Regions from separate parts of the Homo sapiens genome. Here region 1 is linked to region 2. Evidence: chromatin loops called from intact Hi-C (ENCODE). Cell type or tissue: heart right ventricle. All regions are shown on one strand. Links, peaks and the distances in the headings refer to the core of each region. The heading gives the core; the rest is flanking DNA.

Region 1 (3,425 bases), core at 443-2,942, 820 kb after region 2:
GGAGTTTGAAACCAACCTGACGAACATGGTGAAACCCCATCTCTAATAAATATACAAAATTAGCTGGGTGTGGTGGCGCTGCCTGTAATCCCAGCTACTTGGGAGGCCGAGGTAGGAGAATTGCTTGAACCCAGGAGGCAGAGCTTGCAGAGACCCGAGATCACCCCATTGCATTCCAGCCTGGGCAACATGAGCAAAACTCCATCTCATAAGAAAAAAAATGAAAGAAAATAAATATTAGAGAAATCACTTTCAGGTGTTTGAAGTGAAATCTCTTGCATGGTTTTATGTTTTTATTAATCGTACATAAGCATTCAGCTGCTTAACTTATAGGTCTTAATTTTTAATAATGTTATTAAATGGCCCAAAAAGAATAATGTATCTGTCTGCTTCTCCTACAGTCTGTTGGAATGTTAACAAATGGAATGATAGGACAATTTCTATGATTCTCTAAATCTGGGTTATGAAGTGTATCTTTACTTTCTGACTTCTTGGCAGTATTCATTGAGTCATATATTAAGCATCTGTTGTTTAGCAATATATTGAGTACTAGGGTTAAACAGATGAGCTGAAGAGACAAAGTCTACTAAAACGTTTTGAAGATCTACGATCTTATCTTGGCAAAATACAAACAAAGACTTTTTTAAATATATTGGCAACAAGATATTAACAAAAGAAAGAACCAAACACCCAAGGTATTGTGCTATCAGTAGGGTTTTTTTTTTATTTTTGGAGCAAGAATATTCCTGCATCCTGGATCATGAGGCCCATAATAACATGATTAAGATTTGGGGTCACAAGATGTGTTATTTAACAGATAATCTCTCCAATTCCTAATAAACTTGTGTATTCTCTTCTGTTATTCTCAAGTAATACTTCTCAAAGTGTAGAACCTAGAACTGCAACATTAGCATCACATGGAACTTGTTAAAAATGCAAAATCTCAGAATACAGCAATACAGTAGAAGAATTATAACTTGTGTGCATCTGATAACACAACTTCAGGATACATAAAGCAAAATTGACACGATTGTGAGGATAAACTGTGAATCTTGTCACCATGGTGAGAGAAGTATTAAACTAAACAACAAACTTACAGTATGCTCTAGTGAATACAAAGGACCCTGAACTCAAGATTTAGGGAATATACAGGCATACTTCAGAGATACTGTGGGTTTGATTCCAGACCACCACAACAAAGCAAATGCCACAGTAATGCAAATCACAAATTTTTTGATTTCCCTACCAGTGCATATAAAAGTTATGTTTATACTGTACTGTAGTCTATTAAGTGTATAATAGCATTGTCTAAAAAACAATGTACATGACTTAATTAAAAAATATTTTATTACTAAAACATGCTGACAAGTCATCTGAGCCTTTAGTGAGGAGGGTCTCACCTTGATGTTTATGGCTGCCCATTGATGAGGGTGGCGGTTGCTGAAGGTTGGGATGGCTGTGGCAGTTTCTTAAAATAAGACAGTGAAGTTTGCAATGATTGACTCTTTCATAAAATATTTCTCTGTAACATGCAATGCTATTAGATAGCATTTTACCCACGGTAGAATTTCTTTCAACATTGGAGTCAATCCTCTCAAACTGTGTTGCTGCTTTATCAACTAAGTTTTTGTATAATACTCTAAATCATTTGTTGTCATTTTTAACAATGTCCCCAACATCTTTAACAGGAGTATATTCCATCTAAGGAACAATTTTTTTTGTTAATACTTAAGAAGCAATTTCTCATCCCTTCAGGTTCAGTCACATCTTCATGCTCCACTTCTAATTCTAGTTCTCTTGCTATTTTTACCACAAACTGCAGTTACATCCTCCACTGAAGTCTTGAGCCCTTCAAAATCATCCATGAGGGGTTTGAAGCTACTTCTTCCAAACCCCTGTTAATGTTGCTATTTTGACCTCCTCCCAGGAATCACAAATGTTCTTAATGGCATTTAGAATGGCAAAATCCTTTCCAGAAGGTTTTCATTTACTTTGGAAGTCCATCAGAGGACTTTCAAGTCTTATTGTTTAAGAAATACATTTTATAGGGCTATAGCTGCCATAGCCCTAGAAAATGTATTTCTTAAACAGTAAGACTTGGAAGTCAATTTTTCTGTGATCTGTGGGCTGCAAAATGAATGTTCTGTTAGCAGGCGTGAAAACAGCATTAATCCTCTTGTATGTCTCCATCAAAGCTCTTGGGTGACCAGGTATACTGTCAATAAGCAATAATATTTTAAAAGAAATCTTTTTTTTCTGAGCAACAGATCTCAACAGTGGGCTTCAAATAATCATAAACCATGCTATAAACAGCTGTGCTGTTATCCAAGCTTTGTTGTTCCATTTATAGAGCACAGGCAGAGTAGATTTAGCATCATTCTTAAGGACCCTTAGATTGTTAGAATGAGAAATGAGCCCTGGCTTCAAGCTTAAAGTCACCAGCTGCGTTAGCCCCTGACACGAGAGTCAGCTTGTCCTTTGAAGCTTTGACACCAGGCATTGACTTCCTCTCTCTACCTATGACAATCCTAGATGGCATCTTCTTTCCTAGAAAGCGGTTTTGTCTGCATTGAAAATCTGTCATTTAGCGTAGCCGCCTTCATCAATGATCTTAGCTAGATCTTCTGGATCACTTGCAGCAGCCTTTCCATCAGCATTGCTGCTTCACCTTGCACTTTTATGTTATGAAGATTACTTCTTTCCTTAAACCTCACAAGCCAACTTCTGATAGCTTTAGACTTTTCTTCAGCAGCTTCCTCACCTCTGTCAGCCTTCACAGAATTTAAGAAAGTTAGGACTTTGCTCTGGATTAGGCTTTTGGCTAAGCTTAATGGTATGGCTGGTTTAATTTTCTACCTAGACCACTCAAACTTTGTCCCTATCAGCAATAAGGATGTTTCACTTTCTTACCATTTATGTGTTCACTTGAGTAGCACTTTTAATTTCTATCAAGAACTTTTCCTTTGCATTCACAATGTGTTGCACTATTTGGCACAAGAGGCCTATCTTTTCCCTCATCTCAGCTTTTGACATGCGTTCTCACTAAGCTTAGTCATTTCTGGCTTTTCATATGAAGTGAGAGATGTGTGGCTCTTCCTTTCACTTGAACACTCAAAGGCTATTGTAGGGTTGCTGATGGGCCTTATTTCAGTATTGTTGTGTCTCAGGGAACAGAGAGGTACAGGGAGAGGGCAAGAGACAGAGGAACAGCCAGTTGGTGGCACAGTCAGAAAACACACATACACTTATCAATTAAGTTAATTGCCCTATATGGGCCTGGTTTGTGGCATCCCAAAACACAGCAGTAGCATCAAAAATCACTGATCACAGGTGACAGATATCAACAGATGTAATAATAGCTAAAAAGCTTAAAGTATTGTCAGAATTACCAAAATGTGTCTTCACAGAATTGGAAAAAACTACTT
Region 2 (3,425 bases), core at 488-2,987:
TGACAATGGATGAACAGCATATTCTTCACATGTAAAGAATTTGGGTGTGAAATACACATAAGCAAAATTTCATCCACTGGGCTGTTGGATTCATGGTGGGGAGGGTTTTTTGTAAAGAAATATACTAAGACAGACCGGGCACAGTGACTCACACCTGTAATCCTAGCTACTCAGGTGGCTGAGGCAGGAGAATCACTTGAACCCAGGAGGCCGAGGCTGCAGTGAATTGAGATCACGCCGCTGTACTCCAGCCTTGATGACCAAGTGAGACTCCATCTCAAAAAAATATATACATAATATAGTGACCAGCCTGGCCAATATAGTGAAACTCCATCTCTACTAAAAATACAAAAAAAACAGCCAGGCATGGTGGCACATGCCTGTAGTTTCAGCTACTCAGGAGGCTGAGGCAGGAGAATTGTTTGAACCTGGGAAGCAGAGGTTGCAGTGAGCCGAGATCATGCCACTGCGATCCAACCTGGGCAACAGAGGCAGACTCCATTGTCTCCTCTGTTGAGAGAGCCATGGAACAGATTCTCCCTCAGAGCCTTCAGAAGGAACCAACCCTGCCTACATCTTGATTTTGGACTTCTGGCCTCCTGAACTGTGAAAGAATAAATTTCTGTTGTTTAAGTCAACCAGTTTGTGGTACTTATTGTTACGTCAGCCCTAGCAAACTAACACACAAGGGTGCTACGATATTACCTCTATTTCACGTACAAGAAACTTGCCCAACATAATCTAGTTAGTTGGCAATGGGTCCTGGATTCAAACTCCAGCCTGGTGCCAGGGTCTATATGCTTTTGCCAACACTTTCCAGATCACTGTGCACATGATGTTGCAAATTTGATCCCTTCTCTCTTTAGTCTAAGTTCTATGGGAACAAACATTATGGCCTCATGTCTGTCGGGTGGAGAGACCACACTGTAACACACTCACGTGTGTGTGTGTGTGTGTGTATGTATATATACACGTGTATATATACACACACATATATGTATGTATACACATATGCATGTATGTATATATATGTGTGTGTGTGTATATATATAGAGAGAGAGAGAGCGAGAGAGAGAGAGAGAAATCCTCAGTTTCTAAGCCTTGTCTGTCTCCATTACCATCCTCATCGGGCAACAATATGAAAATGTTGTGCCCACCCTCGTCACTTTACAGTGAGGGGGCAGAAGCCTGGACGGTGTTCTCCGAGCATCATTCTCATTCCCACCCCTGCTGCGCTTTCAGATATTACCTCGTTCCCTTTCAAATCAGCCAACAGAGCTTGAGATAGAGGAGGATAGAGCAAGAGGGCACTCTCACACAGGGAGTTATGGAGTTCCGCTCCATCCCCAGGGTCCCAGAGCCATCAAGCCCTAGTGTCTCCCTGTTATCCTCATAAAACTGACTCCTTCACACCAACTCCTCTGGTCTAAAGTTTGACTTCAACATCAGCTGACATGCTCTTAATCCTCACTGATTTTCTGACATCTTGGGGTTCGCTTTGTCCTAACCTTGTTCCCCCAGCTCAAGTTTGAGTTTACCATTACTGAAGGGATGTATCCGCTGGAAGTATTCCAGGCCATACATTCAAGGAAGAGCAGCTCCACTCATGGCTGGTGCAGCTGACTGAGCCCACTCCCTCCCACAGGCTATCAAACATCTGGCATTGGACCTCCCTCTCTCTGTAGGCCCCTGTCCCCAAAGCTGCATTGGTGCTTGTGATTTTTACTTTAAAAGAAACTTTTTTCCTGGACTCACAAAGGCAGATGATGCCTCTGCTTGCCTCACTTTTGTGTGTGTGTGGTGGTGAGTTTTGTCGTTTCTGCACTTGTTTTGTGATTGTTGATATTATTCTTATGAACTGAAATCCCAGAAGAATGTGTACCAGGCAGGTTCACTAGACTTGTCCTTTGAAAAAGCCCACACAGACTTTTTTCTGCAGAACTTCCTTTCTGCCACTAGATTTAATCATTAAAGATAGCGATGGGGGCGTCAGGGTAAACAGTGACACAAACAAAACTTCTTGTGTTGGGCACATTTCCTTAGCCTCCAAGATTTTTCAACAGGCCGGCTTTCAGGAAACAATTCTGTTAGAATTCTTGGTAAACTCACCACTGTCCTAAATTGCTTTTAGCTGGTTTGTATCAAGAGCAAGGCAAGGAGAGAGGCAGAATAAATTTCCCCTGGATGAGCTGTATCCTAAAGTGGTATTCCCAGCAAGAGTAAGGGACAAGCAGGGAGAGCCAGGAATTGTCAGCATTGATGAATATTAATTATGTATATACCTGGTGCTGGACAGCTAAGGCACAGGAGTGATGATCGGAAAGCAAGGGACAGGGGATTTTGGAAGCATTATAAACGGTTGTGTTAAAATGAGGTAGCTCATGAGCCTGCAAACAAGGTATCAAAAAGGAGAAGGCAGGTGGACTCTCCTAGGACCATAATATTAAGGTATCCCTGGAATAATTGAATTGATGAAGGAAGGAAAGAGTTGAAGACTATGGAAGAAGAAAGCCTTAGCTAGTGGTTTGCCTACTGTAGACAGAGCACTTTTTTGGCTATTTATTTCCTTGCTTTTTTTTTTTTTTTTTGCCAGATTGCATGTTTGAAATTTTCTTTTTTGATCTTTAAATAGTCCTGGGGGAAACACTTATAAGGCAGACAAGATGTTTGCAAACTTTTGTATTTTTCATTAAAAAATAAAAATTACAGAGGAGGTTGTAGACCAGATCAGTTGAAGTGTAATTAGCTAAGCAAATCCACCCTTTCCTCTGCCATGATTATAGTGAGGTCATTCACCTTAGTTTGTCTATCAGCAAATTGCGGATGCTACATTTTACCAACTAGCTGACTTGGTATTTAAAAGGATTTTAAGCATCTCTAAAACTCTATGTTATATTATAATAAGATTTATAGCTCTGTACATTTTGTGCAGTGATAGAAAGTTACTGCTCTGTATCATCATTATTCTGAAATCTTCAGGTCTTTGCAATAATTTAAGACTGTGACAATGAAGGATTTAGCCAAAGAATCTGGCATATTGCTCTTTTCTTATTCTGCATAAGGTTTTGAATTAATGCAATTGAAATTTTAAGAAATAGTGCTTATATTTCTCAATATCAAGTGAAATTATTAAATTTTTATACTTCTGCTGTATTTCTTAACCAGTTATAAGCATTTTAAAACATGCTTTTTCTATTGTTTATCCTAAATAGGCTTTTGTGGCTATTATTAAAGCACCATTGGTCTCATTGACCAGCTGCCATTCAGTATTTACCAATAAGCAGACAGGCATGAAAGGCCAGATTTGCTTACATGACAGTGATTGTGAGGAACATTTGTAGCACTTTTTTTTTTTTTTGAGACAGAGTCTTGCTCTGTTGCCCAGGCTGGAGTGCAGTGCCATGATCTTGGCTCACTGCAACCTC

What was found. A loop is a pair of places that touch in the nucleus more often than their neighbours do. Peaks named below come from ENCODE experiments on the same cell type or tissue, not always from the same donor. Only the 100,000 strongest peaks of a DNase experiment are listed, where the experiment ranks them.
Region 1: a loop joins it to region 2, with 7 times the contacts of the local background. A loop is called at or near these places in 91 of 110 quality-filtered maps.

What each region holds. Positions count from the first base shown.
Region 1 is chr3:158,440,735-158,444,159 of GRCh38, forward strand. The region is part of intron 6 of RSRC1 (arginine and serine rich coiled-coil 1); the gene reads left to right. Among named protein-coding and RNA genes, the nearest start is that of UC.134, 84 kb to the right of the region's middle. In heart right ventricle, for the core only: no CTCF peak of the experiment used is centred there; no DNase peak of the experiment used is centred there.
Region 2 is chr3:157,620,884-157,624,308 of GRCh38, forward strand. No RefSeq gene overlaps it. Among named protein-coding and RNA genes, the nearest start is that of VEPH1, 120 kb to the left of the region's middle. In heart right ventricle, for the core only: no CTCF peak of the experiment used is centred there; no DNase peak of the experiment used is centred there.